3 separate regions of the Homo sapiens genome follow, and all the other regions are linked to region 3. A link is an interaction called in ENCODE POLR2A ChIA-PET data of the cell type or tissue named here. Cell type or tissue: PC-3. All regions are shown on one strand. Each heading gives the region's core, and the rest is flanking DNA. Links, peaks and the distances in the headings are about the cores only. Region 1 overlaps DPF3 (double PHD fingers 3). Region 2 has its middle 70 kb from the start of MIR7843. Region 3 overlaps DPF3 (double PHD fingers 3).

Evidence for each region. Peaks named below come from ENCODE experiments on the same cell type or tissue, not always from the same donor. Only the 100,000 strongest peaks of a DNase experiment are listed, where the experiment ranks them.
Region 1: POLR2A ChIA-PET joins it to region 3 with 5 read pairs; 3 of 35 experiments call an interaction of 5 or more read pairs at or near these places.
Region 2: POLR2A ChIA-PET joins it to region 3 with 9 read pairs; 2 of 35 experiments call an interaction of 5 or more read pairs at or near these places.

The regions. Positions count from the first base shown.
Region 1 is chr14:72,606,153-72,616,944 of GRCh38, reverse strand. DPF3 (double PHD fingers 3) reads left to right here. Exons shown (of 11, transcript NM_001280542.3): 11 at 1-7,911. It also overlaps a transcript of RGS6 not described here. Among named protein-coding and RNA genes, the nearest start is that of MIR7843, 95 kb to the right of the region's middle. In PC-3, for the core only: no CTCF peak of the experiment used is centred there; DNase peaks (open chromatin) are centred at 8,124 and 8,454; H3K27ac peaks cover 1,662 bases.
Region 2 is chr14:72,581,504-72,592,295 of GRCh38, reverse strand. It overlaps a transcript of RGS6 not described here. Among named protein-coding and RNA genes, the nearest start is that of MIR7843, 70 kb to the right of the region's middle. RefSeq lists an enhancer at 3,401-3,450. In PC-3, for the core only: no CTCF peak of the experiment used is centred there; no DNase peak of the experiment used is centred there.
Region 3 is chr14:72,879,091-72,889,882 of GRCh38, reverse strand. The region is part of intron 1 of DPF3 (double PHD fingers 3); the gene reads left to right. Among named protein-coding and RNA genes, the nearest start is that of DPF3, 9.6 kb to the left of the region's middle. RefSeq lists a silencer at 7,716-7,916. In PC-3, for the core only: no CTCF peak of the experiment used is centred there; a DNase peak (open chromatin) is centred at 5,642; H3K27ac peaks cover 2,199 bases.

The sequences.
Region 1 (10,792 bases), core at 3,805-8,804, 270 kb after region 3:
TTTGGAGGCCTCAGTTTCCCCATCTGGAAAGCGGGGATAGCAAGCCAGCTTGTGGGCTGGCACTGTCAGGGTACTACAAGCAGACAAAAGTCTCCGTGGTCACATTTATCACCTCTGTGTTCAAAAGAGGACGGGGTTGGTAAACTTTAAATTGGTCTCTTTTTTTTGAACCCCAGAGAATGAGATAGAATCATAGGATGCATGTGAAGGATCAGAGTTTTTGTGTTGCCTCTGCCATGGAGTAGCTGTGTGACACTGGGCAAGTCACCTAACCTCCCTGAACCTCAATTGCCCACCTGGAAAGTGGAGATAGTAACACTTGCCCTGCCTATTCCAGAGTGACACTGGGACTCTTAAGCATCATGTTACATAAACAAGCACTGCAGAGCCATGCTTGTCTGGGAAGAACTCCGGATGTTTTCCATGTCCGCCTTCTTGTGTGCATTAGCCAATGTTAGACGTCTTCTTCAAATCTCCCTTGTGACCAAAGGGAGTTTATATTGCCAGGGCTGGGCTGCGACCAAGGAAATCATGACTTGCATGGGCTGTGGGGTGGAGGTGAGGGATGTACATGGGGTTGGGGACTTTAAAATGAAGGTACTCAGGATACTCCTTCTATAAGATTAATGCAGTTGAGAATGGAAAGGTGACTTTTAGAGAGGGCTATGATTTGTTTCAGTTCATGGGTAACGCTCACTTTCCGACCAACACTGCCACTTTCTAGCTGACTGACCTTGGGCCAATGACTTCAACTCTCTGAGCCTCATTTCACATGTCTGTAAGGTGGGGAAACATGGCCTATCCAGCATGGTCTTTGCAGGTATTCAAGGTGACATTGGTAAAGATCCTGGCCCGGGTCTGGCATGATGATGGTCCCCACTCCATGGTAGCTATTGTCATTTTCTGCAGAGGCCACCAAATGGAGATAATGATGTGGTTGTCTTCCGGCTCAAATGCTGGGAACAGCCAGGAGAACTTTGCTGGGCTTCACCCCTCTGTACTGTGGCTCCAGCAAACCAGAGAGGTGAGGCTGCCAGACCCAACCGGAAGTGGAAATCCTGTTTCCTGTAGGCATTTTTGAAACCCTGCTTTTTGGATCTGTAGCAAATCCAGTGCAGGCAACATTATGTGGAAATAGAAACAGGGCTCCTGCTAGGAGATTGACATTCTGGCTTTCCTTTGGAACCCCTCACTGACTCATCGCCCCTGAAGCAGGAGCCAGCAGGTCCCAAGGCTCCCCTGCTCCTGTCCCTGCCCCAGGGCGAGGTAGGAAGCCGGAAGCCTGGGCAGGCTGAGCCCAGCCGACTGGAACCAGGGAAGAGCCTGTGGGTGGGTGGAAGGGAGGGAAGGAGGCCAGATTCCTCCAGAACTGGGGAAGAGAACAGGTTTTGAAGTTGGGGGAGGGTTTGGGTTTCACAGTGATGGTTTCATGATACCCTGGAGGGTTGCACACTCCTGGTGCATTTTTGTATTCGTGCTTTGAATACAGCCCGCTTCCTTTCAACCCTCCGCTTAAAAAGTTTTGATGTTTTAAGGAAGAAAAATGAGATGATTGTTATTACTTTTCCTTTCGGGGCAAGTGGAGGAGACCTGTGCTCTTTTATGCCGCTGAAGAAAGGTTGCTGGCAACCTCAGGCCTCAGGACTCAAAGAAGAGGGGCTTATAGTCTCCTCTTTGGGTCTGTGTGTGAGGAGGTAGGGGGTGTTGCGCCGCCCGTGGCCCAGGGCGGGCCCTGAGGACCACATCCCTGCCCCCCAGGCTGGTTTTTAGCCTGTCGTGGAAGTGCTGGGACAGAAGCAGCCCCTTCTTCTCTCACTCCCCGGCTGCCCCTCCTAGCCCCTCTTCAGGGGGTCCCCATGTCTCAGCCCGAGGGAGAAGTTGGCTCTGGCCAGAGCCACGCTCACACTCCCACAGGATGCCGCAAGTCCCAGGCCTGGCTCCTGGTAGCAGTGGTGACTTGGTGTCCCTTTTAGCAGGCTTCCATTCCTGGGGAGGGAGAAAGACAGGGGTGCCTGGGGAAGGGAGGGTGGGAGGGCATTTGGGAGGGGTGAGGATCTCTGGTGGAAAAAGGCAGAGAGCTGGATGTCCTCAGGGAGAAATCCTCGAGCTAAGGAGCTGGAGGGCAGCAGGTGGGAGTGAACAGTGATTGTAACTCTTTTTTTTTTTTCTGAGGCTTGTGATCCTGGGCAACAGATTATTATTATTATTATTTTGTAAAAAGGCCAAACCTCTGCCCAGTTCTGAACACTGATTCAGCTCCCTCTTTCTTGAGGCCGCCCGTTGGTTGTGTGGGGTTTCAGGGATGCTTCTGAGGGCAAAGTAAGCCCCTCACCCAGCTGGGGAGAGAAGGCAGTGAGGGAGGGCTGGATCATGCCTGCAGCCTTGGGGAGTGAAGCATTTCCAGGCACTGCTACCAGAGGGGTCAGGCCCCCAGGCCCCTGTCCCCCAAGCCCAGGACACCAGTAGCTGGGAAGGGAAGAGGGGGACTGGCCATCCTGCTCCTCTCCCCTCTGCAAAGTGGACAGAGCTCCTCCTCTTCCTGCTGTGTGTTGCCCGTTTTGAAATCTTACTCCCATCCCCAAAGTATGCTTTTGGATACCAGGTGAAGGGGAAGGATGGTGATGGTGGGGAACAGCTGTTTTAATTTGCCTCAGGCCTATGAATCTCCCTACCTGAACCCCAGCTTGCCATAGAGTCTAACTGGTCCGTGGTCAGAAGGTGGGCTCCATAGCTGTCTGGGGGTTGGGGCTCCCTCCCCCATTTCTGAGCATTCCCAGGGTTTGGGAGTCTGCTTATGATTCTCTGCCAGAGGCCACGGCCACCAGCCCTGAGTGTGGAAACAATGGGACAGATGGGTTGGTTCAAGGCCTTTGGGCAGCTGGTGGTGGGTCTTGGAGAGCTGGGAACCCCTTCCTAGGGAGGCTGGAGACCCTCTGGTCTGTGAGTGGACAGCTGAGAGTGGGGCAGGGGGAAGGAGGGGAGAGGAAGATGGGGGTGCTTCCTGCTGGGCACCCGGGATGTGGGAGGATAGACAACCTCCCAGGCAGAGCGAGTGGGAACTGCCTTAGAGCCTCTCAGCAGCTGTCCCCGGGGAGGCCTGGCTGTGCGGCGGGCGCCCCCTCCATGTGCGCAGCCCAGGCAGCTAGAAGAGAGGCCCAAAGGAAGAGCTGTCAGGAAACTCTGAGGAGGAGGGGTCCGGGCTTGCCAGTTCCGTACCATGGGTTTTCTAGAAGGAACAGGGAACTCCCTGCATGAGGGGAAAGATTTGGAAGTGAGTGGGTTCCTGGGAACAGGCTCTCTCTGGGTTCTGAGTGAGCCCTGGCTGTGAGGGGGTCCTGAGGTGACTCCCCAGGGCCCTTTGTTCCAGCTTCTGTCCCCACTCCTTCCCTTTCTCTGCTCCAGTGCCAACCTCAGGTCATAGGGCAGGTGGCCTTGAGAGAGGGACCTTCCACAGTTCCCCTTCTTTGGCTCCACCAGGAGAAGGGAGTATTTTGCTGATGGCGACATTTCCCAGGGCAGGCCAGAGGAAGGCAGGAACCAGGACTGGCAGGCAGCCAGAACCCTCTTGGACAGAGATATAATTACTTATCATGACCTCTAGCCCAGGCATTGAGCAAAATGGCCCTGTAGGCTGGCACCAACCCTGTCTAGCAAATAAACGCGGCCATGGTGGGGACGGGAGGGCAGGTAAGTGGGCCTTGTAGGAAATGGCAGAGGCCTGTGAGCCCCTGGGGCCTATATATTCCCTCAGCAACACAACCCTACAGACTCCCAGGTTATATTTTCACTCACTGCATCCCATTTGCTCATTTGCTCGCCTCTCTGCATCTCTGTTCTTCATTTCAATGTTATGAATATTGATGATGAGAACAGGAATGCCCATGTGCATGCGCGTGCGTGCACGCACGCACATACACACACACACACACACACACACACACACACACACACGCCCTACTTAATGAACCAAAGGGAAACTTTGATGTTGCTCCAGGACAAGAGGGAGAGCCAGGGGCTGCCAGGCAAGGTGCATCTTTCCTGAAGTCTTCTCCAGTCCTGCTCCTCCAGCTCTCAGCCTCTGCACAGCCACCAGGGTTGCAAAGGGAGCCTTGTGCTTGGAAAGCTACTGGCTCCGCGACCTCTCTCCTTCTCTTCCCTTCGTTCACCTATGCTTCTTTTCATGAAAGATATTTGGCAATAGTTGGGTACTTCAAAAGTCTCAATTCTGCTATCAAAGGGATGCAAAGCTTTTATGGCTAGAATGGGGTTTGTGGTTTATACGGACTTGGTTTGCCCTTCCATGTCTACTCCCCACTGAGACCCTGATTCTCCTCCTGCCCTCTCCCTTCCCTGCACTGTTTCCTCCCTTCCCTCTGCCGTGATAGATGCTAAGGAGTGGGGTGGAGGTGGGAAGTGGGAAGCAACAGTGGCGTATAGGAAAAAGAAAATATACCCCGTGCACATTTTCAACATGTAGTTGAAGAAGCCTAAATTAGGTACTAGAAAAAAAAAAAGGACAGAAACACTGCCTGATATGTGAGCAAGAGCATGAAAATATAGAATGATTATCTCAGAGCAGAGGAGGTGGGGAGCAGGTGGCTGGAGAGAGGCGGGGTAGGTAGGCAGGGCGTCCCTGGCTCACCAATGCGTCTGGTCCACATGGCATTTGGGAAAGCAGATGGGTCATGCTTTTGCAATGAATGGTCAGATGCTTAGGGGGCATTTGTGCTCCTCTGGCCAGGAAAGGGAACAGAGTCCATCCAAGCTGCCCCCCACTCATCTGCCATGGTTGTCCACCCTGGGGGTTTTTCCTCTGAAGGAAAATGAACCCATCTTTTGCCTGCCATGAATCATTGCAGGGCAGGCTGTTACTGGCTAAATTAAAACCCTTGGCAGGGCATCGACTGTGTGCGAGGCAATGCTCTAGGTCCTGTAGGGGCTGGAAAATAAACCGCATGCTGGCCTAGCCTTCAAGTTGCTTTTCAGCCATGAAATTAAGCTCTGCCAAGCAATCGTGATTGTAGGTCAAGTATCGCGCCATCACGGAAGGTGTAAGTATATGTAGGTTTCTCTGTTGAGGATGCGTGTTCCTCAGTAGAAGACAAGCAGGTGGAGGCATCCAGTGATTTCTACCCTGTGGAGGCTGAGGGGTCGGGGGAAGAAAACAGATGACCTCAGCCTAGTTGCTTTAATCTGCTTTTCCAAGCACTGGATGCCCTTGGATGACAGCATCCTCAGCATTAAAACTGGTGAACTGATGAAGTCACCTGGCCTGGAGTGTGTTGGGCAGCCAGTGTCCCCAGAGCTGCTTGTGGGTTTCTGGGGTGGAAGGCAGGGAGGTGCAACTGGCAGGGCCTGATCAGAGGCAGAAAATGACCCCCACAGTGGTCTTTTCCCTGCTAGAGAAAGCAGAGAGCGGGACTGGGGGGGTGGGGGCTTCAAGTACAGATTGGGCACACTCCACCAGACCCCAGCAAGGTCAGCTGCCCCACGCCTGTATCTGGCACTGCTGGTGTGTGCAGGGATGAAACCCAGCATCAGAGAGGTTTTCAGCAAACCTTCCATGCTCACCTTTGGCCAGGTGCTTGTCAGATCCTAGCTTCGTGCTGGCTTAGACTCTCAGTTGTTTGTGTTGACAGCATTAGGAATAAACCGTTTGTTTCATCTTTCCTTTTCTCCACACGTGTCACAGCCAGATTTCAGCTTTGAGTTATTCCCTGAAGAAGCCACACCAACCTTGCTTTCAAGCAAAATGCCTGGGCTTGGGGGAAGGTGTGTATCTGTCCATGTGTGGATGTTGGCTCAGAGCTATAGCTTCTCTGTGGGGGGTGGCCCAAGGGAAGGCTCCTCTGGGGCCCTGGATGGCACATGACTCCCAGTGAGGAGAATTCTGGTGATCTCTGTGGAGGTAGTCAGGGACACAAGGCTTGGCTGTGAGTCTGGTTTTAAAGTGCGTGACAGCCTGAAAAGCATGCAGGGGTTTGGTCCACTCACCTACTTGAAAGCCTGTGGGCAACGTTCTTTTGAGCCAAGACTTCTCTGAATGGCCCTGCTGGTGGAAGGGGTGAGGCAAAGGCCTCTGACTTGGACCCTTTCCACACCAGACTGGCAGCACTTCCCCCAGGCAGCCAGTGGTGGGCCCTGAGCCCTCAGGTCCCCAGCTCCTTGAGGGATGAACCTGGGAGCCCAAGAGCCAGTGGCTGAGCTCTGAGAAGGCTCCATCTCCCACCTGCCCTTGAGCGCGCTCTCAGGCTGAGAACACGGTCTCATCAGGCGCCTTCCTGGCCTGATGCTGTGCTGTCTACGTCACACGGTCGATTCACAAAAGCCAGAACTAGACCTCAACCAGGTCATCTCCCCGTTGCCAAGTGGGTTCAGGGTGAGGGCAATTTGTAAGCTCAATTTCTCTGACAGCCAAGACATGGAGCATCTCTGCTAAGAAGCCAAAAGAAATTGGTTTTCTTCTTCTCATTGCTGAAGCCCCTCTGTGTCTCTTCTCAGGGACAGGCTGGTCCAGTGGCTTTGGTGAGGGCGCCTCCATTTGTGAACGCTGGGATTCCTCTGGGTGGGCTTTGGCAGGTGGCTCCTATGGTAGGAAGGATGACCAGGTCCCTGGGAATGAGCTGCCTACCTGCTGCTCCACGAGGAAGCTCAGGCCTGCACAGGCTCCACCAGGCCTTGGATGCCCTCTAGTTGAGTCAGAGACCCTGGAAACACACTGAGATCTCCAATTGCTGCCTCCATTGATGTCTCTAGACCTGCAGATACGAAGCAAACCTGGGATTGCTTCTTCCAGGTATGGGCACCAGAGAGGGAAGCCACTGCAACATTTTATCCCCATCATTCCAAAATGCTTGCTTGTCTCTTTTACCTCACACTCACAACTCCTTCTGAGACTCTCAGTCATAAAGGAATGACCAAGAGAGTGGGTCTCCAGTGAGAGAAATGCCTATGAAAGAGGGTTTCCCTTTTTGCTCTTTTGAACACCCTCCCCACTGATCCTTGGGACCCAACGCCGCATTGCCTCTTGCAGATGAGGTTTTGCCTTGGGCTGCTTTGGTACTTCAGACCAGGACTGAGTCTGACACAGCTTTCATGAGGTTACAGAAAAGGGCTACAGATTTGGGAAGCTGTGTGTAATGGTCTTGAGACAATATCTCCATTTGGCCCACCCTGGCTTCTCTAAAAAGCAACGACAGCAACAGACAAACAAAAAGCTCCCACCTCCCACCCCGTTAGCTGTCCTCCTCCTTCACTGTGATGTGGTTGCGGTCTCTGTAGGTGTGTGTGCCACCCTTGTCCTCTGTCCTCTGGGGATGTGCCCTTCCCACGTGTGTCAGGTTCCCACTCTTTCGTGGTTCCTAACGTGAAGTGCTGTGATGTTTCTGCCCTGCCTAAGGAACGTATCAAGCTCTCTCAGTGTTTCAGTGTTGGAGATTGAGGCTGTGCCACATCTTCTGCCATCCTAAGGGGACATGATGGTTCTGTGATTCCCAGAGAGCTGGCAGATTGTGACAATCTCCAGGAGAACCTACAGATTGGAAGCAGCCCACACCTGATGTGGACTCCTGACCCGGGACTCACTCTTCATTCAGAAGACTGGTGGCCCACGTGCCAGGACCACCCCACCTCTCTTGCTGCCTTTTCTCCTGTCCTGATGGGGTTCTGGGAGGGAGACCTGTCGCTGATGAGATGAAGAATGTGGGGATCGAGCAGCCTTCTTCTTTGGGACCCCTCGATATCCCATGGAATGCTCGCACGTTCTCAAAGACTGAGTCACAAGCCCCTACCCCTTCCTTGCTGTGGTTAGTATCTTGTTCTGTGATTGGTTAGCAATGTTGACTACCCACGTAGTGAATCTTTTGTCTGCAATTTAGAGAATGTGTAAACAAATAAAAGGCTTTAAAACTCTTGGAAACTCTTATTTTCCCTACGGATAGTTAGGACCTCACTTGCAAATGTAGAGATCCTGTGGGGGTAGAGCCCTTTCATGTTGGGGTGTGCAGTAGGACTGCATTGTGTAAGAGAGAGAGAAAGAGAGAGAGGGAGAGAGAGAAACACGCATGCGTGTGCATCAGGCTCCAGAGAAACACTAGTGCTTTCATGGTTGCAGGGAGACTCCAGGAGCAACAAATTCCAGGTCTCAGTTGCTGCCTGGTGATGAGCTTCTGGCCACGTCATACATAGCACCAGGGAAGCCACAGTCACCGTGACAGCTTTCATGGGCACAGTGGGCAGCATAGCTTCAGGCCTTAACTGAGAGCTTCATCTGCAGGAGTAGAGCAGCTCCTTTTCTGGAGACCCCTCAGAGAAGCTCCTAGGGCATCCTGAAAGGAGCCCCCTAGATTTTCTAGGAGAAGGGAGGTTGATGAATCAGAGATGACTCACAGGAGAGGTGGGGGAATATGGTTGGGGAGAGAGAGAGACCTCTGGTGCAGGACCCATCTAGAAGCCAGCTGAGTCATTGCTTCTTTTCTCTCAGCTGCCTTCCATGAAGGCAGTGAGTTGGCTGCCCTGGGCAAGGAGCAAGAGGTATCACAGAGGACACATCTGCCCCTAGAGTCTCTAGAGTCTGCTTAGCAATGGCCTTAAAGCAACAGCCTGTGGGTATAGGACTCCTGGTCCATGCGGGAATTGGTTTCCTGAGGCTGCAAGTTAAGAGTCAGTCTCCCAAAAATAAATTTTAGATAGATAAATAAAGGCCTCTACTCTATGCTAGGTACTGGGGCTACAGCAGAGAAGACAAAGCTCTACCTCTCATGAGGCTCACAATCTTGCCAAGGAGGCAGGCACCAGACAGGTAATAGTACAACATGTGATGAACGGGGTCAAGGGGGAAATTGAGGGAACTAGAACATGAGCTCCCTGGTCTCGATCAGTCAGCGTGGTTTTAGTTGGAAGCTACTGTGCATTTTGGTAAGACACAGGTGGGCATGGCAGTGGGAAGACACCATGTCACTTTTTATTCCTCCCCTAAGTGAGTGCTGCACTGTTCTTTAATGAGTCATCCATGCGCCTTCAGCCTTTGCTTTTCTAAGCATAATGTGGGGCCGTTATTTCGGCAGAGAAGCCATTGATGGTTGCTGCGGACATGGGTCATTGAGCAGGTTGTCGAGCCATCTCTGCAGTGGGAGAGATGTTCGCATTCAGGGACCAGAGGGGAAAGGCCAGGCCTTCACCCAAAGCAGTTTCAAGTGACAGCTGGACCTGCAATGCTGAACTGCTAAATTCAGCAATCAGGGGGACTTAGGCTCATATAACAAAATCCAGGCAGCAGACGATTACACAGACACCCACATTCAGGCCTTTCATCTGCACAGAGAGCTGTGCACATTTCTGCTTTAACCCCAGGGAACCCGGCATTGCATCCTAGTCTGCTATGGTATGAATGGTATGTCCCCCAAAATCCATATGTTGAAATCTCCACCCTCAGGGTGATGGTATTAGAAGCAGGGACTTTGGGAGGTGATTATGTCATGGGGGGCAGAGTCCACATGCACGGCATTAGTGCCCTTATAAAGGAAGCCCAAGACAGACCCCTTGCCCCTTCACCATGTGAAGTTGGAGTGAGAAGGTGGCTGTCCATGAGGAGGCAGGCCCTTGCTGGACACCGAATCTGCTGGCACCTTGATCTTGGACTTTCCAGTCTCCAGAATTGTGAGAAATAAATTTGGCTTATTGTTGATAAGCCACCCAGTCTATGGCACTTTATTATAGGGGCCCAAACAGACGAAGACATTTTATCCCATCAATTTCTGAGAGAGGTCTTTTGAGAAGGCAGTAGATGTGCCATGTTCTGTTGGACCTGAGAAAGTTAACTATTATAATGCAGCCCAGAAACTGACATTGCCCTGAGTCAGAGGGATGGAGGAGGGAGGGGGTGTTAGTCCATTTTGTGTTACTAAAGGATATGCCTGAGGATGGGTAATTTGTAAAGAAAAGAGGATTATTTGGCTCATGGCTCTGCAGGCTATACAAGAAGCATGGCACCAACATCTGCTTCTTGTAAGGACCTCAGGAAGCTTTCAATTGAGGAGGAGCAGGTGTGTCACATGGTGAGGGAAGGAGTGAGACAGAGAGGGGGAGGTCCTAGACTCTTTTTAACAATCAGTTCTAGTGTGAACCAATAGAACAAGAACTCAGTCATTACCTACCGCTGGGAGGGCACAAAGCTGTTCATGAGGGATCCACCCCCACGACCCAAACACTTCCCACTAGGCCCCACCTCCAACACTGGGGATCACATTTCAACACGGAATTTGGTGGGAACACACATCCAAACTATCAGCGGGGAAAAGTGGAAGGATCCAAGTTATGTTCAAGCAAACGCAGAGCAGAACGGCCTTCCTCTGCTTTTTCCCTGGGGAGAGGAAAAGGCTTGGAATGGTGGTGGAGTGAGGTGGCGAGACCTAGGAAGAAGGGACCAGTGGGATAAGATGTTGATGAGTGGCTCAACACCCGGCAGTAGTGGGAGTCTAAGGGGTGGGGTTGCGATAGAGATATAATATGGTTTCCCCTCCCTGGGTTGGCAGAAAGGCTACTGAGAGAGGAATCAGAAGTTCTAGATCTTGTCTTATCTGGCTGGGTGACATTTGACTTTATAGATACAGGCATGAGTTTCTATAAAGTCAGCCCTAGACTTAGCGGGTTTGGGGAAGGGGCCATGCAGATCGAGGTATACATGCACCAAAAGATCATGCCTGTCTTCCAGCCCCCAGAGTTGGCCTGAGTCAGGGGCCTTCTGGGGTGTCTGGCAAAGTGTGTTTCCATGCAGTGCCTTGGAATGGCATGG
Region 2 (10,792 bases), core at 273-5,272, 290 kb after region 3:
TTTGGCTGGACCATCAGAAAATTTTGTGACTTCTCCCTCTGCCTGTTGTCCAAATGGTGGAGAGATGGACCCTTGTGGCCAGAGAACACACTGGTGATTTCTCAGACTTCCCTTAGCATTTTCAGAGGATCTCAGGGTGCTCTTTCCCTTTCTCCTCCTTATTGGCTTCTTTGTTCCCATGGAATCACTGATGAAGCCCAGCCCTCCTGGAGTTAAGTGTGGTCAAATGGTAAAAAATCCCAGGTGTTTGTTGCTATTCATCTTTGTCTTGGACATTTTGGATGACTCTCCCCTCCTGGGACTAGAGACAAACTGAACTGACTTTCCAGGGCCTCTGTTGGTTTTAGCATGACGGAAGGGGTAGTGGCTATTGAGGAGACGGGAGAAGAGGGAGTAGAGAGAAGGGGCTGCCATCTTGATTCCACCAAGGATGTCCACGGTGAGGCTAGCCAGGACAGGATACCCAACCCTTCAGGCTAGATGTATCCATTTGTTTTCTCTGGGCATGTTTTCCATCTGTTTTTATGTGTGGGTGTTTATTCTCTTCTGCGAACTGGTCTGCCACACAACAAGGTGAGAGTACCTGCATCCTCTGCTGCCAACACCCACACAGTCTCTTGTGCAGGTCACTGGACACAGTAGGCACCAGGTAAATGCTGTGATTGAGTGACTGAAGCTGAACGGGCTCAATTAGAAGCAGTCACCAGTAAACCTCATTTACATTCAGTTCCCTTAATGCCACAAGTGTTCCTGGAGGGCTTTCTAGGTGCCTGGTACCACGCGGAGACATTACATTATTATTTTGGTCTGAAGCCAATAGAGAGATCAAATTTAGTTCTCCAGCCAAACCTGGTTTAATCATAGTTATTATGGAAAAAAAATTAGAAAAAAGGAAAGATAAGATGAAAAAAATCAGCCATAATTCCACCTCTGGGATAATTATTGTTAATATTTTCTTAAATGTCTCTAGTTTCATGTATGTTGTTTCACATAATTGAATTTACTTTTATATTCAATTTTGTTTCCTTCACTTCATTTCAGATATCATTTAAAATGTATTTCTTAACATAATTTTGCTTCTTTATATAACGGGTTTTCGTGTTTATAAAAATAATGCATGCCCATTGCAGGAAATTTGGAAAAAAGGATGAGTATAAAGAAGGGGCAAAATAGCATTATAAAACTTTCTCCCAGACAATGACTGTATTTCCTTCAAGTCTTTTTTTTGTATGAATTTATTTGTATATGTTTTACAATACTGGTACCCATACACCATGCACAGCTGTTTTAAATGTATTTTTTAATGTTTGGTAAAATAATATGTGCACATAGTAAATAAAAATGGTATAGCTAATAAAAATAACAGAGGGGTTAGGATGAAAAGCAATCCTGTTGCCTCCTCTCTCCCTTCCCCAGTCCTGATCCTCAGAGACAGCGGCTTCTAGCCCTTCTGGTCTTTTCTTCTGGTGGTTATGTCTTTCTGTATTTTCCACCTGACGTGGGTTTACCGCCATTTCCTGCTTATCAGTGTTGGACCTTATCCGCTAGACTTCCTGCTCTCATTATAGGCTCCTCTCCCCGCCTCGCAAATGGTTATAATTCCTTTACTGGTTACTTTTTGCTGCAAGCAACAAGCGTTTATCTTTTTAATCTTGTTCCATCAACTCTACAGTTATTTTGGCCCCTGCAACCCCTTCTTCACCTAGCCCCAGGTGACTACTATTTTTGTCTGTTCCAGAATTTCCTATAAAGGGAACTTACGGGTACGTCTTTATGTCTGGCTTTTTTTCCCTCAGTGTAACGTTTTTGAGATTCTTCTAGGTTGTTGTATTGCTCTGTTATTGCCGAGTAACATCCCACTATATGAACGAGCCACAATTTGTTTATTCATTCACCTGTCGGTGAACATTTGGGTTGTTGCAAATTTGAGGCTATTATGAATAAAGCTGTGATGCCTATTCATATTCAAGCATTTTTTGTGAACATATATTTTTATTTCTTGGTTAAATACCTAGGATGGGATTCTGGGTTATGTGGTAAGAGGCTGTTTCACGTTATGAGAACTTACCAAACTCTTCTCCAAAGTCATTGGACTACTTTAAACTCCCACCAGCAATTAATGAGAGTTCTAGTTGCTCCACATCTTTGCAACGCTTGGTATTGTTGGCCTTTTTAATTTTAGACATTCTAGTGGGTGTGTAGTGGGATCCCATTGGTTTAATTTGCATTTCTCTGATGACTACTAATGTTGAGCATCTTTTCATGTGTTACTGGCCATTTGCCTATCTTCTTTTTAGAAGTGCCTGTTCAAATCTTTTGCCACTTTTTAATTAGGTTATCCTCTTATTTAGTTGTAAGATTGTTTTATATTTTGGAGCTGAGTCTTCAGTCAGAGAGTCCCTTTGTGTGTTTTTGAACCCTGTGTTTCCCCCATCCAATACTGCATGGTAAGCAATTCTCTGTGTAGTGACTTTGTTTGGAAACATGATATTTAGAGTTTGTTAACATTATAGCATATAGATGTATCATTATTTAATAGTTTTATCTTTTTTGGACATTAATGTTTCCATTTTTGTGATTGCTCTAATAATGCATATCCTTTCACAAAAATCTGGTTTGTTCCTTAGGATAGATTCCCAGAAGCAGAGTAACAAGGTCAAAGGGCAGAACATTTTAAAGGCTTTTGATATATATATATAGTGACATATTGCTTCCCAAGAAATTTACATCAATTTTTTTTTCTTTTGAGACAGCGTCTCATTCTGTCATCCAGGTTGGAGTGCAGTGGTGCTATCTCAGCTCACTGCAACCTCTGCCTCCTGGGTTCAAGTGATTCTCCTGCCTCAGCCTCCTGAGTAGCTGGGATTACAGGTGTGTGCCACCATGCTTAGCTAATATTTGTATTTTTTGTAGAGACGGGGTTTCACCATGTTGGCCAGGCTGGTCTCGAACTCCTGGGCTCAAGTGATATACCTGCCTTGGCCTCCCAAAGTGTTGGGATTACAGGCATGAGCCATGGTGCCCAGCTGAAGTTTGCAGCAATTTTAAGCGCCCCCAGCAGCAGGTGAGAACCTCACTTTCCACTCCAACTGCTAGCTCTGGATATCTTTATTTTATTTTTTTTAAACACTGATTTAATGGGTGGAAATGGCAGTTGGTTTTAAACTGTATTTCTTAAATTATTAGTGTAGTTAGACATCCTTCCAAGTGTTCAGCAGTCATTTATTTTCCCTCTTCTATGAATGGTTTATTCATGTCTTTTGTTCTCAAATGGATTTCTGAGGCAAGCTTCCCAACTCTTCGAAGGAGCTGCAGCAGGTAGAAGTGTTTGGTGTTGGAACAGAGTTGGGGGGGCATGCTGGCAGCCAATCAGAGAGAGGGGTTGCTGGCTTGACGGGGCACCTGGGACACCCAGGGGCCCTGCACACGACCATCCATCTCTCCTGCACACTCCTTTCTTCACCCAGGCCAACGAGTTTGTGGAAGTTCCCATTTCTTTCTGTAAATCACAAGGGGGTAACAAAGAGGGAGTACCCCGAAAGAAAGAACAGAAACTTGCCTTCTGAAAGTTCAACTGTAACTTTGTTACCTAAGGGAGCATAACAGTGACATGCGTGGTCACCAGACAGGGTCAAAATGGCTCCAGGCCAGCAAGTTTTGATAGCAACCTCAACAAAAGAATTGCCAGACCTAAATAATGCTCATTACTCAGAAGGGGGAAGGGGTGAGGCTCTCAGGCATTAATACAAGTATATAAATGCCCCAGGTCCATGGGCAAAAAAAGGTCACAAGAATTATAATCCTCAACTTTCACTAGAATTTGCCTCAAACTGATGATGCAGAACATCTAATTCCTGCAAAGGGCCCCCCAATATTTTAAGCTCATACTCTTACAATGAGTCCCTGCATGTGGAGGTGGGAGTCCTCAGAGGCGTCTCTCACGAGCTCAGGAGTGACAGTCCCTCCCAGGTCTTTCTGGGAATCTCTAGGGCATGTCTCAGATATGCTCACAAATGAAAGACCCTTTTACAATATTTATGATAGTTCCCAAGTACTCCCACAGGTGAGCTCACAAACAAGTCTTCCCAAGTATTTCTGGGAACCCCTGGGGGCTATCTCACAAAGGCTTCCAGATGAGAGCTCGTCCCAATATTATGGGGGTCCCTAGGTAGTGTCTTTTATCTATACCATAACATGTTTCTGTGCCCAGATATTCCTGGGAATCCCTAGGGAGAATTGTACCCGAGCTCCCCAAAAGGGCTGCCTCTTTCTGGTGCAGCCACTGCTCTAGCTAGAAGCTCCCAGGTTCTGGAGCCTCCCCAAGACATCTGGTCAAGCACTACCATCTCTTACTGGCCGATGATGTCTCCCTGTTGTTGGAAGCTTTTGGGATGTCAAAGCTGCAGGATTTGTGAAGCAAAGTGGAGTAGAATCCATCTTTCTCTGTGGCCAAGCAGGGCCTCAGGGTGGCCAAGCAGGGCGGGTTGTGCCCCAAGGTTTTACCTAGTGTTAGTAGACAGTTCTTTGTACTTTACCGACAGTTCTGTTCTGAATGAGATTTGGATAGGACTCATGTGGGCTGGGCCAGGGGATGAATCTGAGGGGCAGAATTTTTCTGCTGATCATGGAGGCTTTGCTGCTGGCTTAAGTTCATCACATCTGACTCCTACTACCCCTGAGGTTGGACCCTTTCCAAGGAGACTCTTCAGGCCTCCTTGTAAGTGGGTATATTAATTATTTGCCAGTTTAAGGATAAAGGAATTTATTATAAGTTATGGGGTGGATTTTACCTGCATCAGGAAATGGGCCAGGAGAAATGCCCAATGACTATTAGAGCAGAAACACACTGCTGCGACCCCCTGGACCCACCTCATTGTCTCTGAAACAAGGGGCGAGGTGATAGAACCGTCACAGCTTCCCCCAGCAACAAAACACCTCAGTTACCAGTTCTGATCTCCCCATATATGGCTGCCATCTCACACTACTCAGTCCCATTTTCCAGTTCTCTCATGGATGTGTCTGCTTGGTGGAGAGTAAGTCATGTGGGGGCTGGAAATGGATGTGGTTTTCAGTTCTCAGTCTTTAAGTCCAGGAAGGCATGCTAGAGGGGCTTGGCATGAGTTAGATGAGCCATCGTGGGCATTCATGGACATGTCCCATCAGCTACCAGAAACACAGAGACGTGGCTGACCCAAAGTATAGGTGAAAACCATGCTTGGAGACAAAAGGCTGTTATGGCTGGACACAGTCCTAACACACTCTGGGGGCTGTTGCCCTGGTATGATGATTCAATCTGTCCATTCTTTGTGGGGATTATGTTCCTATTCAGTAGATGAGTTCATGAGAGTATCTTGTTTTAGTGTTAAATATTCAGGTAATATTACTAATGCCTCTTATTCTCGTTGGTTGACTGATTGACTCATCAAATATTTACTGAGCAGCTATTATGCACCAGGCCCTGCAAAGTAGTATTTAGGAATATTAAAAAGAATAAGATACTGTCTCTGTTCTCAAGAATCTTGCTGTCTCATGGGTAAGGCAGACAAGGCATCAGGCCATTTGAGATGCTGCAGACCAAGATGTTTCGGGATGAAGTAGGGATGGGTTGTGTTGGGTATATTGTTTCAGGAGAGAGTAAGCTCTGCACGAAAGGTCAGAGAGGGTGGAGATTAAAGAGGCCTTTCTGACCAAAGTGCCCTGTGTCGAAAGGATCAGTATCTTACTCCATTCACATTGCTATAAAGAAATCCCTGAAGCTGGATAATTTATAAAGAAAAGAGGTTTATTTGGCCTGTGGTTCTGTGGGCTGTACAAGAAGCATGACACCAGCATCTGCTTCTGGCAAGAACTTGAGGCTGCTTCCACCCATGGTGGAAGGGGAAGGAGAGGAAGCACGAGAGAGAGGAGGAGGCACCAAGCATTTTTCAGCAACCAGTTTTCTCAAGAACTAAGAGTGAGAGCTAACTCAAACCCGTGGGAATGGTAACAAGCCATTGATAAGGGCTTCACTCCTACAACCCAAACACCGGCCACCATGCCGTACCTCCACCAACACTGGGGATCAAATTTCAACATGAGACTTGGTGAGGCCAAACAGACCATATCCAAGCCATAGCAATCAGGGAACACTAAGCTCTGCAAAAAGGCTGAGTCCAGAGATAGGAGTGGGGATAGATCAGGACAGAGGAGTCAGTGGGAGCCAGGCCATGAAGGATCTGTAACTCTGTGATCTGAAATTCAGATTTTATCTAGAGGGGAATTCAGATTTTATTCTGAAGACAGCCAAGGAAGAGTTTTAAATGGTAGAGTACTATGTTCCAATTGTGTCTTCGAAAGATAATTCTGACAGTCATATGGAGTATAGACTGGAGAGGACCAGAGAGAGCAGATTGAAGACTCTATCCAGGTGAGAAGTTTTGAGACCTGAACCAGTGGCAATATTGGAAGGAGAGAACAGGATGGATAGGAGAAGTGTATAGAAGGTAGCCCCTCAGCACTCATCCCTCATGGGATAATCAGGATGATACAAAGGGAAAAGAAGTTAAGGATGATTGAGTGGAGGTTTTGACGTGCTACCCAGAACTCTTCAAGACCAAAGGACTTATTCCTCTAGCTCCTGGGAGAATTGCCCTTGGCTGAAGACAGCCATCTTGTCCAAGATCACACTGCCTTCCTGGACAGCCCACATCCAATGACTGGTCAACATTTGGGTGTAAAAGCTATTTTCCAGACTTCTCAACCCAACTCAAGACAACTTTGAAGGGCCATCCCTGCTTCAAATCTCCCAGAGGGCTTGGATGAGGCCTTGGTTGAGACTTTGTTGCAGCTCAACTTCCTCTTCTTTCCAACCTGCTTTTTTCCCTTCCCTTCCACAGGTGGGATGTGAAGAGCTCTTTCTAATACACCTCATTATGTTAATATCCATCTCAGAGTCTGCTCCTCAGGAAACTCATGCCTGCAATGTCTATCCTCCTGGCTTGAGAAGTCTGTAGATGGTGTTGTCATTCACTGATTTGTGGAATAGAGAAAGAGGAGGTAATTTGGAGTGAATGGGAGGGAGATTGTGAGTTCAACTTTAGAAAAGTTGAGTTTGGACTTCCTGAGACTTTCAGAGAGTTGAGACTAAAGTTCAAGAGAAATGTGTAGACTGAAAGTATAGATTTGGGAGTCGTTAGTATTCTCAGGTTGGTTGTCTTAAATTGGCCTTTATTCCAATCAGAAGCACATATCATTTTTTTTTGGAAATGAAGACGACATAATGCTTGGGTCTCTTGGTCTTTTTCTTTGCATCTAGCTCCTGACTGCATGTTGGGTTTCTGGTCCATTGGGTTATTATGGCCTCTAGCCCTGCTAACCCTGGGCTTGGTTCAATGCAATCCTCCAGACACAGCTCAGCTCTAGCCTCTCTTATACTTGCCTGCTTCATTTTTAGCCTTGACTCAATCCCCCCAACTTCCAAAAACCTGGCTTTCCTACCTGACTCCATGATCCAATATTAAGCATAGTCCTGGTGTGAATCCTTCTGATAATTCTAAGCATCCTAATGGTAAATGTTGTTGAGCTAGTCACTGTCAATCCCTGTCTTCCCCAGTCTCTCTCAGCTGCAGGTGGTGATGCCTTCATCCCATGGCAGAGGCTGGCGCTTTACTCTCTGTAGGATCACCCTCTGTCAGGATGCTGCCATCCCCAACTGCCTTTGAGCATCAACCTGTCTCACCTTGGGCCTTTTCACTGGCTCTTCTCCCAACCCCTGCATGGTTATCTGGTCCCTCCTTGTCATTCAGATTGTCATTCAGCTTCAAATGTCAGCTTTTCGGAGAGGACTTCCTTGACCACCCAATCTAAAGTAGCCATCCAGTCCCTATCACATCACCCATTTTTACTTTTCTGCATAGCACTTATTACTACCTGACATTTTCCTATGTGTTTATCTCTCTGTCTTCCCCTGACTGAAATATAAATCTGTAAAAAGGGAGGTCTTGTGAAAATTGTTCACCATTCTGTCTGTCCCCAGCTCCCAGAGTGATGCCTGGCACATGGGTGTTCAATATACATTGAATGACTGGCTAAGTGAATCTGTGATTTGGCTATTGTGGGTCTTTATTAGATTGAATTTATTAAATTGAACACCCCAGACAGTGTACCCACTGGAATGAAATCTGACACCCACATTTCCTGTCTCTGAGTTTCTGGCTTGCTCTAAAGAAAAGCCTGCCTGAAATATGACCATTTATGTTATGGAAATCCAGATGCACCCCCTGCTTCCTTGGCCACCAGTTCATTTCACCTCTTGGATGATGATTCTTTCTCATTTTGTTTTCTCCTGCACCACTGGCTTGATTGGTGGTGATTAGCAGAGGGTGGTCCATTTATGTGAAACACCTGCTTCCCACCTGTGTCCCCATGAGCAGACAGCTCTGGACCCAGTGCAGGAAGCCGGCGGGTGTCCTCCATGGCTGAGTGGGCTTCCAGAATTTTTTCCAGGAGTCAGATCCAAACTGGCACCATATGGGTGGCCACCTGTATGACATTTTGCCAGCATTGCATTGAACACATCTGCCAGCTTATAAAAGAGACCCCGTGAGGCCTGGGGCATCAAGAAGGATTGGCAGAAAAGCTGGCCCAAGAAGAAGGCTGAGCCAGAGGGAAGCAATTTCCACTTTGTGACTTGGTTGTGATTTAATCAGTCTCCCTTCTCTTCTTCATGGAACCAGCAAACACCAGCTCAGAAGACTGTGTTCTTGCATCACTCCCATTGATCTACGCTGAGATCAACACTCTGGGAGAGTGGACAAATGTGTCAAAGATTATTTTGCTCCAGCCCAAAGTACATATTGACACAGCAATGTTCTTATGTGTGCTAGTCAAGATTCTCCAGAGAAACAGAACCAATAGGATCTGTCATCCGTCTATCATCTATCTATCCAGCTATCTAGCTAGCTATCATTGATCCAGATCTAGATATAGATATATGAGAGAGGATTTATTAGGGGAATTGGCTTATACCATTATGGAGGCCAAGGAGTCCCATGACAGGTTTTCTGAGAGCTGGAGAACAAGGGGACCTAGTAGCATGGCTGTATTCAAGTCCAAAGGCCTGAGAAGCAGGAGGGCTGGTGGTGTTACTCTCAGTTTGAGGCTGACGGCCTGAGACCCGGGGGACTGCTGGTGCAAGTCTCAGAGTCTGAATGCTGGAGATCCTGGAGTTCTGATGTCCAAAGGAGGAGAAGAGTGTCCCAGTTCAGAAGAGAATGAATTTGCTCTTCCTCTGCCCTTTTTTTGTACCTGAGCTTTCAGCTGATTAGACAGTATCTCCCCATAAAAAGTAAGGGCAATTTTTTTTTTTTTTTACTCAGTCCACTCATTCAAATGCCAATCTCTTTAGGAACCACCCCCACAGACATACCCAGAAATAATGATTAATCAGCTTTCTGGGTTTCCCTTAATCCAGTCAAGTTGACACCTAAAATCAATCATCACACCATGATGAACCAGACAGGGTGGAGGGTGTGATTATTCCCCTAGTCATTGCATCATAGCCATGTCATTCATCCAATACCTAGTCATGCTACACTACATGCTGATGAACAGATGTTGTCCTTTGGGTCGGTGATAAGACTCACAGAACCAAGAGTCAACACATTTGATTGTATGGGTCTGGGTGGAACACACCAGCCAAAACTGTAAGGGAAACCCTGAGCTACAGGTACTCCATTTGAAAACATGTCTCAGTTTTGCATGTTTGGTTTTCATATGTGATTTTGCCATCTATTTTGTATGTGTGATTCTGCCATCCTAATCCTCAGTTATGCTCACCTCAAGCTATTGCCCCACTGGGTAATTTACAGCCTTTTCCATTTTTTTCCATGAATTTAATCATTTAATACTTTTGAAATGGTTATTGTTTCACGTTATAATAGATACAGGGGATATAAAGTTGACTACAACAGCATCCTTGCCCTGTAGGAGCCCACAAGCAGGCGGGGGAGATAGGTATTACGGATTAATACACTGTAATAGCTCATGAAGGGGACCCTGCTGTGCTTTGCGTATGGTTTGTTTCCACTGAAGCTCATGTTGAAATTTGATCCCCAATATGGTGGCATTGGGAGGTAGGACCTGTGGTAGGTGTTTAGGTCTTGGGGGCAGATCCTTCATGAATGGCTTGGTGCTTTCTCCTGGTAGTGGGTTCTCCCTCTGCAAGACTGGATTGTTTTCCCTGGGAAACAAATTAGTTCCCATGAAAGTAGGTCGATATAAAGCCAAAATACCTCTGGGTTTTGTGTCTTCATACGTGTCCATTTCCCCTTTGATCTGCCATGTTGTGATCAGCAGGAAAGCTCCCACCAGAAGCCAGGGCTATGCCCTTGAACTTTCCAGCCTGCAGAACCATGAGCTAAATAAAACTCTTTTATTGGTTAATTATGCAGCCCTGTGTATTCTGTTATAGCAACACAAAACAGACTAAGACAGACCCTTATCCCAAGTTTGGAGGAAAGAGGAATCAGAGAAGGTTTCTAGAGAGAGAAGGCTCTTGGGGTCAAGTACTGGAGGAAGAATAGGATTTGGTCTTGTAGGTGGAGAAGGGAAAGTATTCTAGGCAAAGGTGGCAGCATGTGCATAGGCTGCTAGTGAGAGCAGAAGAATCACTGGGACACCAGGGGTAGTTTCAGTATGACAGCAGCTAGGTTCACGCATGTGCAAGGGATCAGAGAGGCATTTGGACACACATCCTAAGGGCAACGAGAGCTACTGAAGGATTTATCAGAGGCATTACAGGATCAGACCTGAA
Region 3 (10,792 bases), core at 3,233-8,232:
ATTGTATTGAAACTTTCTTTTGTAAGGAGTTAACCTTGCTTGGAGGTATGTGTTTATGTCCCTGTTTTGTTGTTAAGAACACTACTCTGGGAGAAGAAAATAAACTTACTTAGCCAAGTCAAACAGCAGGTCATGTGTGTAGATGAACGTCAAATCTAGATCTCTTTGTGCATTCTATGACCTGTATTAGTGTATTCTAATCTAAAGTGGTTTTGTGCATGTGAAAGTTAGAAGCCAGACCTCACTCTTGCTGTGGCACTCAGTTTAGATATCAGAGGGGAAGGGGTGGGGGTCACATTCCTGGTTCTAATCTCCTCTTAGCTCTTTCTGTCGAGGTTGGGGGGATGTGGGTAGGTACTAAGTAGACAGCATTGAGGCCGGGACTTTGTGAACTTGCTGCCTTTTATGGACATTGTTTTAGCTTCTTATGAAAAAGGACCCTCGGACGTTGTAAGCCAACAGATTCCCAAGAACCTGTTCTCCATCTGCTTCTGGTTGCCACTATAAAAAAGCCCTAAATTCTCCAAACCTCATTAGCACACATTATTTTTCAATGGGTAAATGTCTGCTTTTGATGAGACACCTATGATGGAGATTAATGTCTGCGAGAACCCAAGTGGAGGCATTGTCACAGGGTAAACCTCTGAAAATAGCCTGGTCTGCAGGCCTCCCGGGAGACATTGAAGACTGCCAGTTGAATGGGAGCTGCTTAGTCACATAAGGTGGGCTTGAATTCAGAGACAGCTGAGTTGGAGACCTCTCATCCTCCTCTTTTTGGAATCATGCAGGTAGCTGGAATTTGGATACATCTGAGAAAGACCATAATGTCTAAAGCTGTTTCAGAGCCATCTGTTCAGATCAATGCAAAAAATAAAATGTCATGGTCAGCATGTTTTGTTTTGATCATGCACCAGAAAAAGAATGGAAACTGAGGCTGATGTTTCAGTTTTCTAAGGCAGCTATGCTGACAGTAGTGGCGATGGGGGCTGGGTCATAAAGAGGCACCAGAATCCAGGCCTGTTTATTATCCCAACCTCTGCAAAGTAACTTTTGTGGTTTTTGAGTGTTTTGAAAGTCACTAGAAAACAGAAATGTAGCCAAATGTTGCAAACCTCTGGCCAAAAAAATCCCACAACCACTGAAATATTTTTTGCCCAGCTACGACCCAACAGGGGAATTTGTAAGCATGGCCCTAATTTTAAATAGTCTTTAAATATGAAGGTAGTTAACAAGGAAAGATGGAGAGTGGCCTTGGGTAGGGGGAGGATGGAGGAGTGGGTAAAACCACTGTGTGGTATGGAACTCTGCAAAGATTGTTGTTGAACTGCAAGAGAGACTGATATTGTGATCCATTGCAAATTCCAAAGTTTTCTAGTTGTTTGAGTGACTGGGGAGAGATGAGGTGTTGTAGTGTTTTTGTAATTTGTTTTTCTTATTGGTCCGGTTACTGGTGTTTCACAGTCTGTCAAACCATATGGATGAATGGAGCTAGCATCGTAAAACTGTCACTGAGGGAAGGTTTTTGAAGCCTGTGATTTGCATTAGAGTTTTAAAAGCAGTGGTTAGGAGGTGTTGGTGGGGCAGAGGGAAGAGGAGCAGACTGGAGAATTTCTAGGCTGTGTGTTTGTGAATATTAGTGTGGCAGGCAGTGGCAAGGGAAGGGAGAGAATCCCTGAAGAGGTTACAATTTAGGGGCAATGTGTGGAAGCAGGGAGGGGTGAGAGGATTAGGTTCAGAGCTCCTAATAATGGGGTTCAAATAGCCCGCATTGAGTCCTCACCAGCCAGGCCTCAGTTCTGAGCCTGCGGAACAATGCTGGCACATGTCTAATCCCCACTTTGCACCCTCTCCTCCCTCTCTGAATCTGGGGACTGTGATCATCTCAGGTTGCTGATAAAAGGTTTTTTTTTAGTTGTTGTTATTCACCTTGAAAATCTGCTGTTTGAATGATCTGCACTTGGAAGCTCCACCAGAAAGTTTTTCCCATCCTCACACTTTCACCTGCTATTGATGAAACCCGTCTCAACCTCTTTTCCTCTTCCATGTTCATTTCTCACCAGTGGCTGATTTTTTGTAGCCTTAGTGACTTCAGAGTAATGGAGGAGAAAAAGCTCTGGGAGAGGAATCCCAAGCCTTGAGCTCCGCTTCCAGAGCTACAGGCAACTAGCTTGTGATCTGGGACACAGAACTTTGAGCCGCATATTCCTTGTCTTTATGATGGTGATGTACTTTGATTCCCCAAATTCCTTTCAAGCCAACAACTTTCTGGCTCTTATTATGGTGGATTAGGACAGAGAGGACAGCTAGGGGCCAGAGTTCTGATTTTTTCTTATTTTTAAAGTGTGGCTCTAAAGAGAACATTTAAGACTGGAGACTTCCACAGTTTCTTATTCTCTGATTCAGTCTTGCTACATGGTGCTCCCTTCTTGGGGTTCTAAGCTGGGTGGAACTTCCTATCCCTTCTCAAGGTCTGAGGCTGAGGACCAGGTGGTGGGCCATTTAGAATGTGGGCTTTTCCTCTGGCTCTTCCTTTTCAGTGATTTTCTTCTCACTAGCATCCCATCCAGAAGCTGATGAGAATGAGGAACTTGAAGACCAATTGGCCTATTTTGACGTGGATAAGCACTCAGTTTTTGGTGGTTAAAAGACTGGAATCACTGAGAACATCTGTATTTTGCTTCCTTTTGTGTGTGTGTGTGTGTGTGTGTGTGTGTGTGTGTGTGTGTGTGTTTGGAGGCAGAAGGGTAACCAATTTTCCAGCCAGTCCTCCGGTCTGGACTTTATTTGTCCATGATCTCTCTGGCCTTCTCCTCTACCATGGCACCTATCCCAATTAATCTGAAAATAAAGTGCTTATTTTATTTTAATTTGGGCAGCCACAGATACCTGGATGTTTAGTGAGCTGAAGTAAGTGGACCTGTACTGATGTCTCACTGAGCTTCCTCTAGCATACCTGTGTTACTGCTGAGGAAATGGAGGTGCCCAGCAGTTGTGTGGAACTAGCCCCTACCTGAGTGGGTATTAGCCAAGACTAGACTGGACTTCATGCCTCCCCTTCAGTGACATGTCTCCAGAACATCTCAGATTTCAGTGGGGACATTATTATCAGGCTTTTCTTTGGTGGAAAGCTTCCATGGCAGTTTTTTTGCAAGCATAAAGAGAAGGGGGAGGAGGTTGCAGAACTCATCAGAGTCTACACAGGAGCTGGTGTGTAAATTCTGAGACTTTAAAGAGAAAACAAAATGGTCACCCTGACCTCCAGCAGAGAGAGGCATTCCCTCAATTTTTCTTTATTGTGCTAAAATATACATAACACACAGTGTACCATTTTAGCCATTTTAAAGTGTGCATTTCAGTGGCATTAAGTACATTTATTTCTAATCTTTAGTAGAGATGGAGGTCTTGCTATGTTGCTCAGACTGGTCTTGAAATCATGGCCCCAAGGGATCCTCCCACCTTGTGCAACCATCACCACCATCAGTTTCCAGACCCTTTTCTTTCTTTCTTTTTTTAGATGGAGTCTCGCTCTGTCACCCAGGCTGGAGTGCAGTGACGCGATCTTGGCTCACTGCAACCTCCGCCTCCCAGGTTCAAGTGATTCTCTTGTCTCAGTCTCCCGAGTAGCTGGGACTGTAGGCATGCGCCATTACACCTGGCTAATTTTTGTATTTTTAGTAGAGACAGCATTTCACCATGTTGGCCAGGCTCGTCTCGAACTCCTGACCTCAGATGATCCACCCGCCTCAGCTTCCCAAAGTGCTGGGATTATAGGCATGAGCCACCGTGCCCAGCTGCCCAGACCCTTTTCATCATCCCGGAGAGAAACTTTGTATGCATTAAACAATACTTTTCCATCCCCTGCTTCCTACCATCCCTGGGAACCACCATTCTGCATTCTTAGCACCCCATATCAGGGGAAACATACAATATTTGTTCTTCTGTGTCTGGCTTATTTCACTTAGCATAATGTCTTCAATGTTTGTTCATCCATGTTGTAGCATAGTCAGAACTTGATTCCTTTCTATGGCCATTGTATGGATAGCCCACTTTTTGTTTACCTGTTTAACTGCCGATGGGCATTTGGGTTGTTTCACCTTTTGGCTGTTTTTGAGTCCCCATTTTCATTTCTTTTGGGTTTTCACTATGCCTAGGTCTCCTTCATTTTTGGACTGTAAAATCTAGGGACTAAGCTAGGCTCATGCCTGTAATCTTAGCACTTTGGGAGGCTGAGGCAGGAGGATCCCTTGAGCTCAGGCATTCAAGACCAGCCTGGACATATCATGAGACCCTGTCGCTACAAAAAATAAAAAAAAAAGCCGGGTGTGGTGGTGTACACCTGTGGTCCTAGCTACTCGGGAGGCTAAGGCAGGAAGATGGCTTGAGCCCGGGAGGTTGAGGCTGCAGTGAGCTGTGATCACGCTACTGTACTCCATGTACTCCAGCCTGGGTGACAGAGCAAGACCTTATCTCAAAAAACAAACAAACAAACAAACAAACAAACAAACAAACAAACCCAAAAAATTAGCGGCTACATTTCTAGATAATATAGGCATTCTCCACCTTATAAACTAAACAAACAAAAAAACCCAAACCTAATAGTATTACAGAATTCAACCTCTCTGCCTCTCCCTCTATTGGTAGTCCATTGCGTTCTGGGATAAACACACTGGGAACTAGGAACCCAGAGACTCAATTCTCCCATCCCCAGCCACAGGGATTGCCTTCCCCTCATATCCCCCTTCCTGTTTTTTTTTTTTGAGACGGAGTCTCGCTCTGTCGCCCAGGCTGGAGTGCAGTGTCGCGATCTCGGCTCACTGCAAGCTCCACCTCCCGGGTTCACGCCATTCCCCATTCCCCGGGCTCAGCCTCCCGAGTAGCTGGGACTGCAGGCGCCCGCCTTACGCCCGGCTAATATATATATATATATATATATATATATATAGTATTTTTAGTAGAGACGGGGTTTCACCGTGTTAGCCAGGACGGTCTCGATCTCCTGACCTCGTGATCCGCCCGCCTCGGCCTCCCAAAGTGCTGGGATTACAGGCGTGAGCCACCGTGCCCAGCCTATATCCCCCTTCCTTTGAGGGCAGGGACTCCTCGTGGGGGTCAGGGTTTGGGTTTGAGGCAGTTCCAGGGGCTGTAGCACTAGCAGTTACCTGGTGAGGCTTGGAGTGAAGGCTTCCTAGGTGGATGGAGATGTGATGTCTGACAACAGGAGGTGGGTGGAAGCACGGTGATGACAGGATAGCTTGGGGGGCAGGAGTTAGCAAGTCAGGCCTGTCCTTCCAAACAGCCAGGAGAGCTTGTGTCTCCCTTCTCCTCCCTTCCCCTTCCTCCAGCCTGGCTTCCCCGCAGCGGCCCACATGAAATAATGGATGTGGAAACATTTCAGAAGGTGGAAAGTGCAAATGTGAGGTGTTACTATGAGAACTAAAAGTTTCCTGTAGCTGATCATGGCCTCCTCAGGCAGTCAATAATACCTACTATATTAAACATTATTTTAAATATTAAAACAAAAATAAATGTTTCTGGCATTACCCATCACATCTAATCATTGTTTCTCAGGAAATGCAAGGTCTACTCATCCAGGCTGTGTAAATAGCCCTGGGATCTCAGTGGGATTTTCCTATTGTCTGGGTTTGAAATAAGTGAGAATGTGAGCTCAGGGGAAACCCTCATTTCATTTCCGGTCATAGCCCTGACCTGAGTTCACCCACCAAACCAGAGGAAGCAGAAGCGCGGTTGGTAGAGTGGGGTGCTCTTCTGGGAACTTGGGCCTTTGGTCCTTGCCTGGTCTCTGGCTCCTCCTTCAACTGAGATGACTGAGGGAGAGAGAAGAAGTGGAGGCGGGGCAGGGGCTTAGATCTGCTTGTGAATAAGGAGAGTGAGCTGTTGGCATTGGAGGTCAGTGGCAAGAATGGATTCTTTTTCTTTTTCTTTTTTTTTTTTTTTTGAGACAGAGTCTCACTCTGTCGCCTAGGCTGGAGTGCAGTGGCGTGATCTTGGCTCACTGCAACCTCTGCCTCCCACGTTCAAGTGATCTTGTACTTCAGACACAGGAGTAGCTGATATTAAAGGCACATGCCACCACACCCAGCTAATTTTTGTATTTTCAGTAGAGATCGGGTTTTATCATGTTGGCCAGGCTGGTCTCGATCTCCTGACCTCAAGTGATCTGCCCACCTGGGCCTCCCCACGTGCTGGGATTACAGGCGTAAGCCACCATGCCAGGCCAGATTCTTTATAGAAAAGTAGACCAGAGAGCATTGCGGTGGGGTCAGATCTCAGAGTTACATGCATGTCTTGGTTGCCAGCCTTGGAAGTGGTTCAGATTCAGTCTTGCTGCAAAGCTACAACTTTCTTTATTTTCTTTTCTCATATATTTTTTGGAGATAGGGTCTCACTCTCACCCAGGCTGGAGTGCAGTAGTGCGATCACTCTGTCACCCAGGCTGGAGTGCAGTGGTGCCATCACAGCTCACTGTGGCCTCAAACTCCTTGACTCAAGTGATCTCCCACCTCAGCTTCCCAAGTAGCTGGGACTACAGGTGCGTACTGCCACACTTAATTTTTAATTTTTTTATAGAGATGGGGGTCTCACTGTGCTGCCCAGGCTGGTCTTGAACTTCTGGCCTCAAGTGATCCTCTTACCTCAGCTTCCCAAAATGCTGGGATTGCAGGTGAAAACCACTGCACTTACTTGGCCCTGCAACTTTCCTTTACAAGAGCAAATGAAGCAAAAAACATCATCCCTACTCCTGCTGTCCTCAACCAGCAACTCTCGATACATCTTTGGCTGCCAGTTGAGCACAACGAGAACTCTCTCATCCTCTTTGGAGTTCCTTCATCCCACAACCAACATGGATTGCCTGCCTGCCCCTGAGAACTAATCAGCACAGCCACCTGACTCCCTCCCTACATCGAGGAGCTTCCACTCCAATAGAGACTTCTGATCTGTCTGTTTCTTCTCCTAGACCCTTGTTTTTTGGCAGGGCAAAGTAAGTGCTAGCAAACCAGGAGGCTGACTGCTGCCCTCGGCTTTTCCTAGGAAAACCACTATAGGTGAGGGGAGTGGGGAGAGGGGCGGCAACGCGGTGCTGGTGATAGGGGGAGGGCAGGGTGGATGGGGCAGTGGGAGGGGAGAGAATATATTCTCTCCTGCTAATTATTTTCCCTGAGGACTTAGCCAATGCAGAACCATCTATTATCGTGGGAGCGCTCTATGGTAGTTCTGCCTGTGATGAATGCTAAGTGGAAACAAGCAAGAAAAATTAACAGGCGGCTGCTTCTGTCCACCTAATTAAAATGCATATCCAAATGCATAATTCCTTATGTTTCCCCATGCACACACTCCCCTTCCAATCCCAGTTCTATGGAGGAGAAAAAAACACTTTCCCCCAATCATTTCTCTTGATTATATTTTCATCAAGGAAGAACTGGAGGGTTTCCCCTTAGAATAGAGAAGGGCCTGTTCTTCTAACACTTCTGAAATAGCTGGCTTTTGACTTAGATTGAGCCCCAAAATTTGGAGCTCTTTTTCATTTTACACACAAAAACTAGCTGCAGAAAAAAGGGAGAAGGAAAGAAGTAAAGAAAGAAAAAAGAGTTCCCACCATTTCTGCTGACCTTTTAGTTTTGTGTTAAAAGTCTGGCTTTGATCAGCAATGACAATTTTGAGGATCTTTTCTGTCTTTTCTTCCTCTTCATTACTTTCCCTGACTCTGCACTGCCTTCCCTGGTCCCTCAGATAAACATAACCCAAGTTTTGTAGAGAGATTTTAGAAGACGAAGACACAGCTACCTTTGCAGATCAAGTAGAAAGAAAAAAAACCCAAAGCTTCGGCCTTTGGGGGCGATATCAGAGGTTCCAACGTCACAGTCCTAAGTATGTTTTGAATCAGACAATACCTCTTCATCCTTATCTTCCCCCCCTTCACTTACCCAGCTCATCATTTTCTCCCTCTCCAAAGAATAACTTTATTCAGTGGTCATAAAATATTTAATAAAACATGAAACTTAAGTCACTGTGTTCAATTTGCCATCACAGCCATCTCAGTGGCAGACCCCCTTCCCCCAGCTGGCCCACCCCCTCCTGAAGCCCCTTGCCTGCCCTCCACAGCAGCCCCAGCTGTTGATTTATCAGGGCTGGCCGGCTCAGCAGTGCATGGAGATTGCTTTTAATTAACTCTCTTCATTTTTCCCAATCTTCAGGGAGCAGCAGCCCTTTAATGATTTTAATATTTTATTTGGATTTATATCTGCCTTATTTGTTGTTTGACATCCGCATTTGTTCTTCCTGAATCACCTCCAGACTGATATATTTATTTGCCCCTTTTCCTCCTACCCCCAAGACCTTTCAAGGGAAGGGACGGTGGATTCCGAAGAAGGCCGTCTTCCCAGGCTTCCCACTATCGACACAGGGAGAATACCCAGTGTTGGCCTTATGTGATGGTTTGGACTGGAAACTTTGTCTTGGGAAACCCAGTCTCACCTGCCTCTTAGCTTAAGGAGTTTCTGAGCTTTGTGTTAAAAACAACAACAACAGCAACAACAACAACAACAACAACAACAACAACAACAACAACAGCTCTGAATTTTAGAGAATGAGATCTCTTTGCCTCTTTCATGCCTCTGTAAGGGAGTGAGTTGCCTTGGAGAGTTGGTTAAAAACTGCTTCCCCAGTTTCACTGTTAGAAGTAGTTTGAGGTCTATCATCCTGCTCACCCCAGCCTTCCATAGTTCAGTGGGGTTTTTGGAGCTGCAGGAGGATGATGGCTTTAGGGAAGGACTGGATGTACGTTCAGTCAAGTCTTCCTGCTGCTTTATGCGTCTTTAGGTGTGGGTGGCATCTGTTAAGCAACTTCTTGGAAGAGTAACCATAGGTACAATCTGAAAGAGGAAGTGAAGAGGCACCAATTGCCTTCTCTACTGGAGGCTGCCTTCTCCACTGGAGGCTGCCTTCTCCTTTAACCCTCAGTTCCCCTTCTCATGCCTATTCCCTAGAGGTGGGAAAACATACAACCAGCAGAACACTTTCCAGCTGGGTGCAATGGCTCATACTTGTAATCCCAGCACTTTTGGAGGCCTAGGTGGGCAGGTCGCTTGAGCCCAGGAGTTCGAGCCAGCCTGGGCAACAGGGCAAAATCCCATAGAAAAACTAGTTGGGTGTGGTGGCACGCGCCTTTAGTCACAGTTATTTGGGAGGCTAAGGTGGGAGGATCACCCGAGCCCAAGAGGTTGAGGCTGCAGTGAGCCGTGTTTGTGTCACTGCACTCCAGCCTGGGCAACAGAGTGAGACCGTGTCTGAAAAAACAAAAAACAATGCCTTTCTATCTTTCTCCTCTCAGCCTACCTTTGGCTGCAAAGTCTACTCCTTACCCCAACAGCCCCAGGGAGGCCTGACAAATAGACTTATGAGGGGCTGGTTTCAGAACTAGCTTGTCCACAAAATGCCCTTTTTGGCATCTGGGTTTGGTGATGTGTCTTCAGGGTTACTCGTTGCTAGGCAACTGCCAACTAAAGTTTGAGCCTGATCTGGCGATTGCAGTGAATTGCTCTGGGTGACTTGAATCCACATTTAGGGACTCCAATATGCAATATTGGCTCCAGGAACAGGAGGCTGAGAAGACACTCTTCCATGTGGCTTTATGGAAAGAGATACTGGTTTTTAAAGTCTAGCCCAGAGCCTGGCACACAGTCAGTACACACAGGTATTTGTTTTGGTGATGCCAATGGTAATTTCTTTCCATCTGCTTATACTGGAATGCTCTTCTCATCCCTTTAGTTCTGCTAGTTCTGAAAACTTACTATGTCTGTTACTGAGCCATATGCAGGAGACAGACAGGGAGAAACTGGATTCTATACCACAGTCTAGTGTGCAGGCTACTCAGTCTTGATGGGTGTTTCTTTTTCACCTTTCTTTGGCAATCACAGGCCCTTTCAAGAATCCTATGAAAGTTGTGGATCATCTCCCCGGAAAACACGCATATAGATGTGAACATCTGCCTATGGTTTTATGGGGTTCACAGACCTGGAAGAGCCCATCTCTGGATGCCCTGGAGGCCCATGGGCTCTAGGGTAAGAACCTCAGTGTGAGAGACGTGTGTGAACTTGTTAGTCTGAGGGGATGCTCTGTGTCCCTGCCCAGAGAGACGACTCTTGTCACACATTCCCCTGGTGTCTGAGCAAACTGCTTGTGGCTCCTCTGGGCAGGCGGTTTCCTCTGGGCAGGCGGTTTGATTGTCCTCCACCTCCACCCTGTCCCTGGGCGCACTTGATGCACATCTGTCATCTTCTGGATGGTTTAAGTGGTCCCTCTCCCTGGTGGAGCCCTTGCTGACCCTCAGGTAGAACTGGCCACACCTGCCCTGGGCCATGCAGAGCTGAACATACTCTTCTCTCTCAGTCACTGAAATAATTGACAGGAGTTAGTTAGCAGTAAGGGCGTGGAAGGCAGGGACAGTAGCCACATATGCCTTTCTTTTCTTTTTTTTTTTTTTTTGGAGATGGAATCTCTCTCTGTCTCACCCAGGCTGGAGTGCAGTGGTGCGGCTCACTGCAACCTCCACCTCCTGGGTTCAAGCGATTCTCCTATCTCGGCCTCCTGAGTAGCTGGGACAATAGGTGCACACCACCATACCCAGCTAATTTTGTATTTTTAGTAGAGATGGCGTTTCACCATGTTGGCCAGGCTGGTCTCAAACTCCTGACTTCCAGTGATCCACCCGCCTCGGCCTCCCAAAGTGCTGGGATTACAGGCATGAGCCACCAAGCCTGGCCACATGTGCCTT